Linked DNA regions of Homo sapiens: region 1 is linked to region 2. A link is an interaction called in ENCODE POLR2A ChIA-PET data of the cell type or tissue named here. Cell type or tissue: PC-3. All regions are shown on one strand. Links, peaks and the distances in the headings refer to the core of each region. The heading gives the core; the rest is flanking DNA.

What was found. Peaks named below come from ENCODE experiments on the same cell type or tissue, not always from the same donor. Only the 100,000 strongest peaks of a DNase experiment are listed, where the experiment ranks them.
Region 1: POLR2A ChIA-PET joins it to region 2 with 5 read pairs; 2 of 35 experiments call an interaction of 5 or more read pairs at or near these places.

What each region holds. Positions count from the first base shown.
Region 1 is chr18:63,452,231-63,456,627 of GRCh38, reverse strand. No RefSeq gene overlaps it. Among named protein-coding and RNA genes, the nearest start is that of SERPINB5, 23 kb to the left of the region's middle. RefSeq lists an enhancer at 1,639-2,162. In PC-3, for the core only: no CTCF peak of the experiment used is centred there; DNase peaks (open chromatin) are centred at 1,907 and 4,177; H3K4me3 peaks cover 1,265 bases; H3K27ac peaks cover 4,000 bases.
Region 2 is chr18:63,305,198-63,309,594 of GRCh38, reverse strand. All of the region lies in intron 2 of BCL2 (BCL2 apoptosis regulator), which reads left to right. Among named protein-coding and RNA genes, the nearest start is that of BCL2, 12 kb to the left of the region's middle. In PC-3, for the core only: no CTCF peak of the experiment used is centred there; no DNase peak of the experiment used is centred there.

The sequences.
Region 1 (4,397 bases), core at 225-4,224, 150 kb before region 2:
GCCCTCTTTTAAAGTGACTTGACACTTCAGTTGGTCCTTTAAATACAGACCACACAGAACATCAGGTAGACCAATCACTGTCAAAACAGTGATATGATGTATTTATACCTTTTCAGTGTCATATGAAGTAATCCCCTAACAGGAGGTCTTCTCGTGGGAAACAGTTATCTAGCTCCTTGTTACTAAAAGTGAGGTCCTTAGAGAAACAGGATCCACATCACCTGAGAGCTGACGATGAAATGCAGAACCTTGGACCCACCCCAGGCCTAATGAACAGGAACCTGCTTTTTAACAAGACCCCCAGGTGATTCATTACACAGTCAAGTTTGAGAAGCACTGATCTAAACTTGTCATCTGGATCATGTATGAACGAAAAGAAAAACAAATGAACTCTTTACATAGAGTTACCATATGACCCAGCCATTTTGCCCATCTATATATGCCCCCCAAAATGAAGAATACGTCCACAAAAACTTGGGCATGAATGCCCATAACAGCATTATCTATAGTAGCTAAAAATAGAAACAGGCCAAATGTACATCGACTGATCAATGGGTGAATAAAATGTGGCACATTCATACAATGGAGTATTACTCAGCCACAAAAACAAATGAAGTACCGACAGGTACCACAGCATGGATGAAACTTGAAAACATCATGCTAAGTGAAAGAAGCCAGACACAAAGCCACATAGTGTATGATTCCAGTCATACAAGATGCCCAGAACAAGCAAATCTATGGAGGCAGAAAGTAGATTAGTGATTGCCAAAGACTGGAGTGGCGGTGGGGTTGGAGTGAAATGAGAAGTGACTGTTAATGGGTATGGGGCTTCTTTTAGGAGTAATAAAAATGTCTGGAATTAGGTAGTGTGGTGATGGTTGCACACTCTGTGAAAAAACTTTAAAAAAATTAATTAGGCCAGGCGCGGTGGCTCAAGCCTGTAATCCCAGCACTTTGGGAGGCCGAGGCGGGCGGATCACGAGGTCAGGAGTTCAAGACCAGCCTGGCCAACGTAGTGAAACCACATCTCTACTAAAAATACAAAAAATAAAAAAATTAGCCAAGCACGGTGGCATGTGCCTGTAATCCCAGCTACTCGGGAGGCTGAGGCAGGAGAATCACTTGAACCAGGGAAGTGGAGGTTGCAGTGAGCCGAGATCGTGCCACTGCACTCCAGCTTGGGCAACAGAGTGAGACTTCGTCTCAAAAAACAAAACAAAATGAAACAAAAAAAACCTTAATTATATACTTTAATGGAAGGAACTTTATGGTATGTAAATTACATCTCGATAAAGCTGCTATTTTTAAAATATATGCTTTAGGGAAAGTCAGAGTGATACAGAAACGCCAGTAGTGCACCAGCTGCAGGTGGGAGGAAAACCGAGCTTTGCCAGACAGTCCTTGACAGAATGAATTGTGGGCTGTTTTAGAGGCTCTAGAAAAGATAAGAATGATACAAGGTGATGCTGGAGACCATTAATGGAAGATGGAGTGGGGGAGCCAGCAGCCATTCAGCCATCTTGTTGAAGCTGTCACTGCAGACCCCGTGAAGGAGGAAAGAAGAAATTACACTGGGCACAGACACATCAGGGAGTGGCTGATTGTGCGATTATACATCACACAAACATAAGGCTTCTTCTCAGTAGCATTCTAGCTATCATTCTGGAATACTATTGAAAAATCTAAAACCTAGAATATTAGTCTCTTTTTCAAACTCAGAGTCTACCTTCAAAATCAAAGTTTTTGCGTCGTGACCTACTGAGAAAACTGTACCCTATTAAACCTTCTGTGAATGCAGGAAATAGATAAGATTCCTCTATTTAATTGAAAAGAGCCCTTCCTTCATCCATGGGTAAATGGAGCCATGGGTGGGGCAGTTAATGGCGGTGTCCAAACAGCCCCAGGCCCTGGGCGCTCTGTGAGTAAGCCTGAGTCAAGGCCACAGCCTCTCCCAAGTCGTCTGGCAGCCGGCGATGTGGAAGGGGAGAAAAAAAAAATCATTTCTTTTTTGAACCCTCCTAAGTTTGTTGCTGGGACAGATTCCTCTTAGCAAAACACAGATGAACAAGAGAAAACCAAGCATTTTTATTTATGCATGCCATGCCCATCACGCAGGAGAAAGCAACTGTCCCAAATCAGTGGCTTAGAGGCCTTGCTTAAACAGTATCTTATCAAAGAGCAATAAATCTTAGAGCAGTGATGAGAAACAAAATTTCCAGTCTCTCAAGGTGGGAAAACTGTGGGAAAGGAGTAAAGTTGGCTCCTAGATTCCCCTAGCCCTGCTGCAGCCAGTTTCTGAGCTGATGAGAGCTAGGGCCATCTCCAGTGAAGACAGAATTTACTTCTGTCTTTAGGTGGGAAAAGAAGGGAAACGGGAGAAAGACTTTTTGTCCTTGTGAATCACTGTCTTCCCATCAGGTAAGCATAAGGAACCTCAATATCCACCCTCTGCATTTTAACCTTCTTCAGCTCAACAACCTTCAATATTTTGCAGAGAAATATTTTCATTTTCTTCAATGTCACAAAGTAAAGGAAAGATGATGGGGCCACTGTCAATATCCCTCTATAGAGATTGTGTCAGCTACGAAACACTGCAAAGAAGGAGCCGAGGGAAAAGATTTGGGATTAAATATTTTCTTTCAATTTTGGCACATGAATTGATGTTCCACTGAGATTCAGAACAATGATTGACAATCAACTTGAAGAAACAAGAGGCCAATAGTTCTAGGAAGCACCTGTCTGGGAGGAACTGAATGGTCTTCCTGGAAGGAGTCTCCATCCCTGCAGCAAGTGGAAGTCGCTGGTATGTATGGGGGAGAATACATGACAATAGGTAGCTAGTCAGACGGTGAGCAGGGCAGGAGAGGGGCCCCCCCAACACACACACCAGGAATGTCAGGCGGCCATCAGGTGATGGTCAGGTCGTTGTTAAACTGCCTCTCTAAAATAATAATTGTAGGCAGGCAATTATCTATCTATTGGGAGACTGCCTGGGAAAGGCAAAAGAAAAAACCACACTGGTAATCAGCAGCTTCCCAATAAGATCTCAGAAGTTGGGCCAGTGGGCTCAAGCATGCACACGAAGAGGCAAAATGGCGGAGTTTAACTAGCATATGACCTTCCTCTGGGAACGCTAGACTGTTAAGGGAAGAACGCTTGATTGGTGAGGGAAAAACACCTCAAGTGAGCATGTGCAGAACCCCAGTAAATACGCTGCACGTGTGGCCCCTCCCAAGTGCTGACAGGTCACTGCACATGTGGACAGCTCATGCCAAGGGAAGAATCACAGGGGAAGGGATGCAAGGCCCCGGAAGTATGTCAATGCGTAACGCTGAAGGAAATAATATATACAGTGACCCATTTCCAAGACAAAGTGCCTTGAATTGGCTTGTTGTGGGATTCAGGAGGACGAGAGAGACCTCGGGTTGAAAGAGGAGAATCTTTATTGAGTGCACTCAGGCCCACCTGACTGACGTCCAAAAGACTGGGCCCGGAACAAAGACAGTACTTGACTTTCATACACACTTCATAGAAGGGGGTGGGCTAGCTTGAAGCAAGCTTACAGTGGCGTGAAAGCAGGGATACAGAGGCAGGACAAAGACAGGATTGCCATGACCATTGCCAAGCAACCCAGATGTCCGTTATCTAGGTTTGCCTGGGCACACACAAGCTTATCTTATAACCTTCGCTATGGTGCCCAGGCAGCTGTAGTTCAGGCCTGCTTAGGCTTCTCATGACCTTCGTTGTACTTCTTAGATAAAACAGAATACTTGAAGTCACTAGTTACAGAGAACAGGAATCTATAAACTCACTCTGTAAAACAAAGGAAAATTTGTTTTCTTTTCCCTATGTTGAAGGAGTGCTGGGAGAGTCTCCAGAGCACATTAGATAATATTATCAAAACTTTTCCTGGGTCTGGGCTGTGCCTGTTGCTGCCTCTGGGAAAAGTTAGCCTAAAACAGGAAAACTTATTTCTCTTTCTTTTTAATTTTGTTTTTCTTTAATTTCCCCCCTCAGGCTTAGGTCAGCAAACTACATAGCAAACAGGATATACTAGGCCCCTGCTTGGATAGCCAATTCCTGCTTGTCTGCCTCCCCCTCCCCCACTTCTCCACCCCTTTATTGCCCTCACCCAAACCAAAGAAGTGTAGTCTAAGATGAAAGTTTACTAGCCTGCAAAATAGCTCGTTTTGTCTGTTCTTATCAGCCTGCCCAGTTTTTATTTAGGTCATAAATCAAATACTTGAAGAGCCCCAGAGCTGACTAGGATTGCAATGCATTGTGGGCTGCAACAAAATGCAGCAAGACAACCCTAAAAAAGAAAAACACCTAAAGTCCCTACTTAACAATCAATAGGCAACGTCTGGGAAGATTGTGACCCCATGCCTATGTGTTCC
Region 2 (4,397 bases), core at 333-4,332:
TGAAGCACCTGGAACAGAAAGGACAGGACAGATGTGGGCACACTGCACGTGTAGAATCAAAGGACTGACAGCAGGTCGAATGTGAGGAATGAGGGAGGGAAAGAATCAGGACTCAAGTGCCATCCTGGCTGCCTCAAAAAATGATACTGTCTTCCAGAGGGAAAGGAAAGATAACAACAGTTACTGCTTTGTGGCGTACATGTGATGAATTTCATTTTGGACATTCCAGTAGGATATCCAAGTGGAAATGCCCAGTAAGCCTTAGACATAAGGATCTGGATCTCAAGAGAAAAATTGAGGTTGAACCATAATATGTCTTTCCCCTCGAATCATGTAGGTTTCTCTTTTGCCTTCTTTCATTGCCCTAAGTGGTCCTAAATGCTACTGCTGATGCTGTCTTAGTTTGCGACTGTTGTTTGCACCCCACCTTTTCCCAAAGGTAATCTGTAGACTTGCATGGATTGGGTTAAGGTGGTTAACCTGCAGCTTTGCTGTTCAAAGCTTGGCTTCCCACTACCAGTTTGCCAACTTAATGAGTACTTCAACTTGAGTCAAATTAGTATTGTTCCAAATATCCTAATAGTATCCTCTATGTGTGACTCTAGGTCTTACAAAATCAAGGTGTCCTTTCTCATTGAGACTTCCTTATTAATAAAATATTTCTTCTATTAAATTCAACCTGGCACCAAGCATAGTAGGTAATAGGCACACACAATGACTGTTTATTGAATGAATGAATAAAATGATTATGTTAGGGCATTCTGAGCAATTCATCCTAAGCAGCTAATTTTCTCCTACTTCTTTTATTATAGTGTGTGTTTGTGTGTGTGTGTGTGTGTGTCTGAAATGTCCCATCCTACAGGTTCATTAATATTTAATAGAAATGAAAGAAGAAAAATACCTATTAAGTGTTTTGATTTCATCCTTTTCATTGAATTGAAAAAGTATATCATTTATTCCTGAAGAGAAATCTAGATTTTGCTCTATATTAAACATTTGACATTTATTGGTCCTTAATGCTAATATAGATACCAGCCTGCTGGTTGTCACATTCTATCTGTTTATACGAAGGTTGTAGACACACAGTGTATGTACATATGCCTAGTTGCTCTCATTCCTTTTGTTTCACATCTCAAGCCTAACCCAGACTGAAAAGGTTTTGAAGGCTGAGATTATTCATCACCCCATCATTATAGAAAGCAGGGCTGGCCCAAGGTTCTCACAGTGGGAGCAAGGTGGATTTTAACTCTGATCAGTGTTGTAGCTCAAATATAAAAAGAACTGCAGCACAAAAGTCACAAGGATAAATGATCCCCTCGTTCTTCTCCCATAAAAATAAGCAGCCAATTGAAGGTGGAAGTCAGTACAGTGCGGCATTCCCAGAGGCGACAGAACCTAAGATTCCATTTCTAAAGACACTGCTCAACAAGAAGACCACCTGGGATGTCTTACATAAAACCATTGGCCTGGCAGCTTTTGGCTGAGTTCTCTATTCTGGTTCAAGCCAGCATCACAGCCTATCTGTGGTTTTAACAACTGATGGAATTTGTATTTTGAGAACCCTCATCCGTTAGCATGAAGCAAACTCAAAGCATTGTTGCTCATCAGTTGTCATCTGTTTGAGAAAGATTTTGATTTGTTTACTTGTAGTGAAGCTTGACCATACTTCTCCAGGGGCTTTTTAAAAAGATGAATGTGTCAGCTTGTAGATTTGTCCCCATGAATGAAACCACAAGCAAATTCTCTTCTCTCTTCCAGCCTCCCTTCCTCCCTCTTGTTTCTTCAGTGGCCATCTGTGCATTATGTTCCCATTGCCAGGCCCTCTTCAAGCAGCTTATCTATGAGTGAATTCAGAAACTTCAAATTATAAAGGACACCCAGATAATTGGCCTGTTCTCCAAAGTATCTGTCCCCTGTGCTGCTGCCAGATTCCTTCTTAATGAATACATCCAGTGACAGTGGGATTCTTGAGCTTGTCCGTATCTGTGAGAAAATGAGCTCTCCTGCTTTGTAACAGCTTGTGGCTCAGGGAAAAAAATGACAGCCATTGCACAAGTTTCCTTTGAATGTAGTTTTCTTTCCCATAAATGATACTTTGAGAATACAGTTAAGGGGTTATTAGTTTTCTATTTCATGCTTGGCCTGTGTGTGAGAATAACACAAGCTGTCACTGCAAATCAGTAGCTAAAAATGCTTTGTCTGGTTAATGTGAACATTTAATATTTGGCTCAATTAAAAATTAACCGATGAAAGTACATGTCATTGGAATTTGAAAATACCTTTTGTACGGAATACTTAAAGGGCATCACCCATGACTAAACCAGTGCTTTTAAAATATGGAGAATATGGGGAAATTTAATATGAGTTGGGATACTTGACTCTTTTTTAAAACCTCTCTACCTGTTTGGCACAACAGGGTATTGATAAAGAGTGGGCTCATTGTTATGGCAAAGGATTCACTTGCATCTCTGTGTTTTTAAGTGGGTAATTGTTTTTTTGCACTCAGTCACATGATTAAAGCAGACAGAACAAGAGATCAGTTATTCATTTATACCATACTTTTAAAAAAATATTGAGCCAGGCCCTGGGGAAGTGGGAAGTGAGAGCCAGAGCGGCGTGGCTGATAGTCTAGGGCAGTGCTATCCAATCTTTTGGCTTCCCTGGGCCACATTGGAAGAAGAAGAATTGTCTTGGGCCACACGTAAAATACGCTAACACGAATGATAGCTGATGAGCTAAAAAAAAAAAAAAAGCACAAAAAAACCTCATAATATTTTAAGAAAGTTTACAAATGTGTGTTGGGCTGTATTCAAAGCCTGCCATGGATTGGACAAGCTTGGTCTGGGGGAGTGAAGACCATTCAACATCAGCTGCAGGAGAGCATGTTTAAAGCTATGAGAAGAGATGCAGCAATAGTGGTGGCATTTATTGGAGTCAAGGAAGTCTTCCCAGGAAGGGGACTGAAGCCTGAAGGATGAGCAGGAATCAATGTAGTGAAGTGGGTGGGAGGAACCAAGTGTGGCCCCAGGCAGAACTTCAGGAACAAAGGCCAGAGGCAAGCGGCCACATGGTGGACTGCAGGAGCTGAGGAGTTCAGCCTGGCTGGAGTGGAGAGTGCAAGTGGGTGGGTCAGAAAGATGATGCTAGAGGTGGCCCACCCTGGAAGAGTTTGTTTCAGATACGTCACCCTGACTCCACTCCAGACCGTTAATGAGACGGGGGAGAAATCAGTGACCAGATAGAAGGCTCTTTCAGCAAACGGGCAAGAGATCAAGTGCCTGACCTAGAGGAATGGTAGTGGGAACGGCAAGAAATTGCTAGCTTTGCACAATGATTAGGACTAGAGTGGAGAGATTTTTTGGAAGAGGTAATGATTGACTGAATGCTTTAGAACATGGCTCAGTTCTTCCTCAGCTTTGCTGGTCTTTCTGTACAACTTGGAAAGAATGTGGTCATTGTTCTGGTTATATATAAATGCTTTTTTGTGTTTTTTGTTTGTTTGTTTATTTGTTTGTTTTTGGAGATAAGGTCTTGCTCTGTTGCCCAGGCTGGAGTGCAGTGGCACCATATCGGTTCACTGCTGCCTCGAACTCCGGGGCTCAAGTGATCCTCCCACCTCAGTCTCCTGAGTAGCTGGGACTACAGGTGCATGCCACCACACCTAGATAATGTCTGTCTTATCTTTTTTTGCGACAGGATCTCACTTTGTTGCCCAGGCTGGTCACAAACTCCTGGCTTCAAGCAATCCTCCTGCCTCCGCCTCCCAAAGTACTGGGATTACAGGCATGGGTCACCTCACCTGACCTTATACAAATATATATTTTTTCTTATTTCACTTTTAAAAAATTGTCTGGTTAAAAACTATTTTTGTTAGAATTCACCGTGTGATAAATCTTTATTAACTATCAGTTAATAAAAGTATATTTGAGGAAAGAATTCAATTATGAAAGGCAGTTTTCATAGAATTTTTTTCCGGGTGAAAAAAATGACAGTGGTTTCTTGCCTTTACGTAGGATTTTAAAGTTTCTAAAAAAAAATTCCATATCTGTTGGCCCATTTGATCTTCACAACAACCCTAAGCAAGGCAGATATTGTATTCCAACTTCTCCCTACTTTCCTCCCCACACACACTGTTAGTTATTTGTTTATGCCCATGTAAAGAAGAAAGTTCGCCCAACAAAGGTGTGTACGAGCCAATAAGCACAGGAAGAGCTGATATTCATTCCCTGGGTTGGGAATCCCGTAGATATTTCTTTATCCTGTGCTGCTTCTCTGGATATGTGTTCATAAAGACACAAGATTGCTTAGTAGAGACTGAAATATATTGCATTTTGAAAACTAGTATACTCTACTGCTTTCTGTGTCAAAAATGTTCAGGGAAATTGGAATGCAGTCTT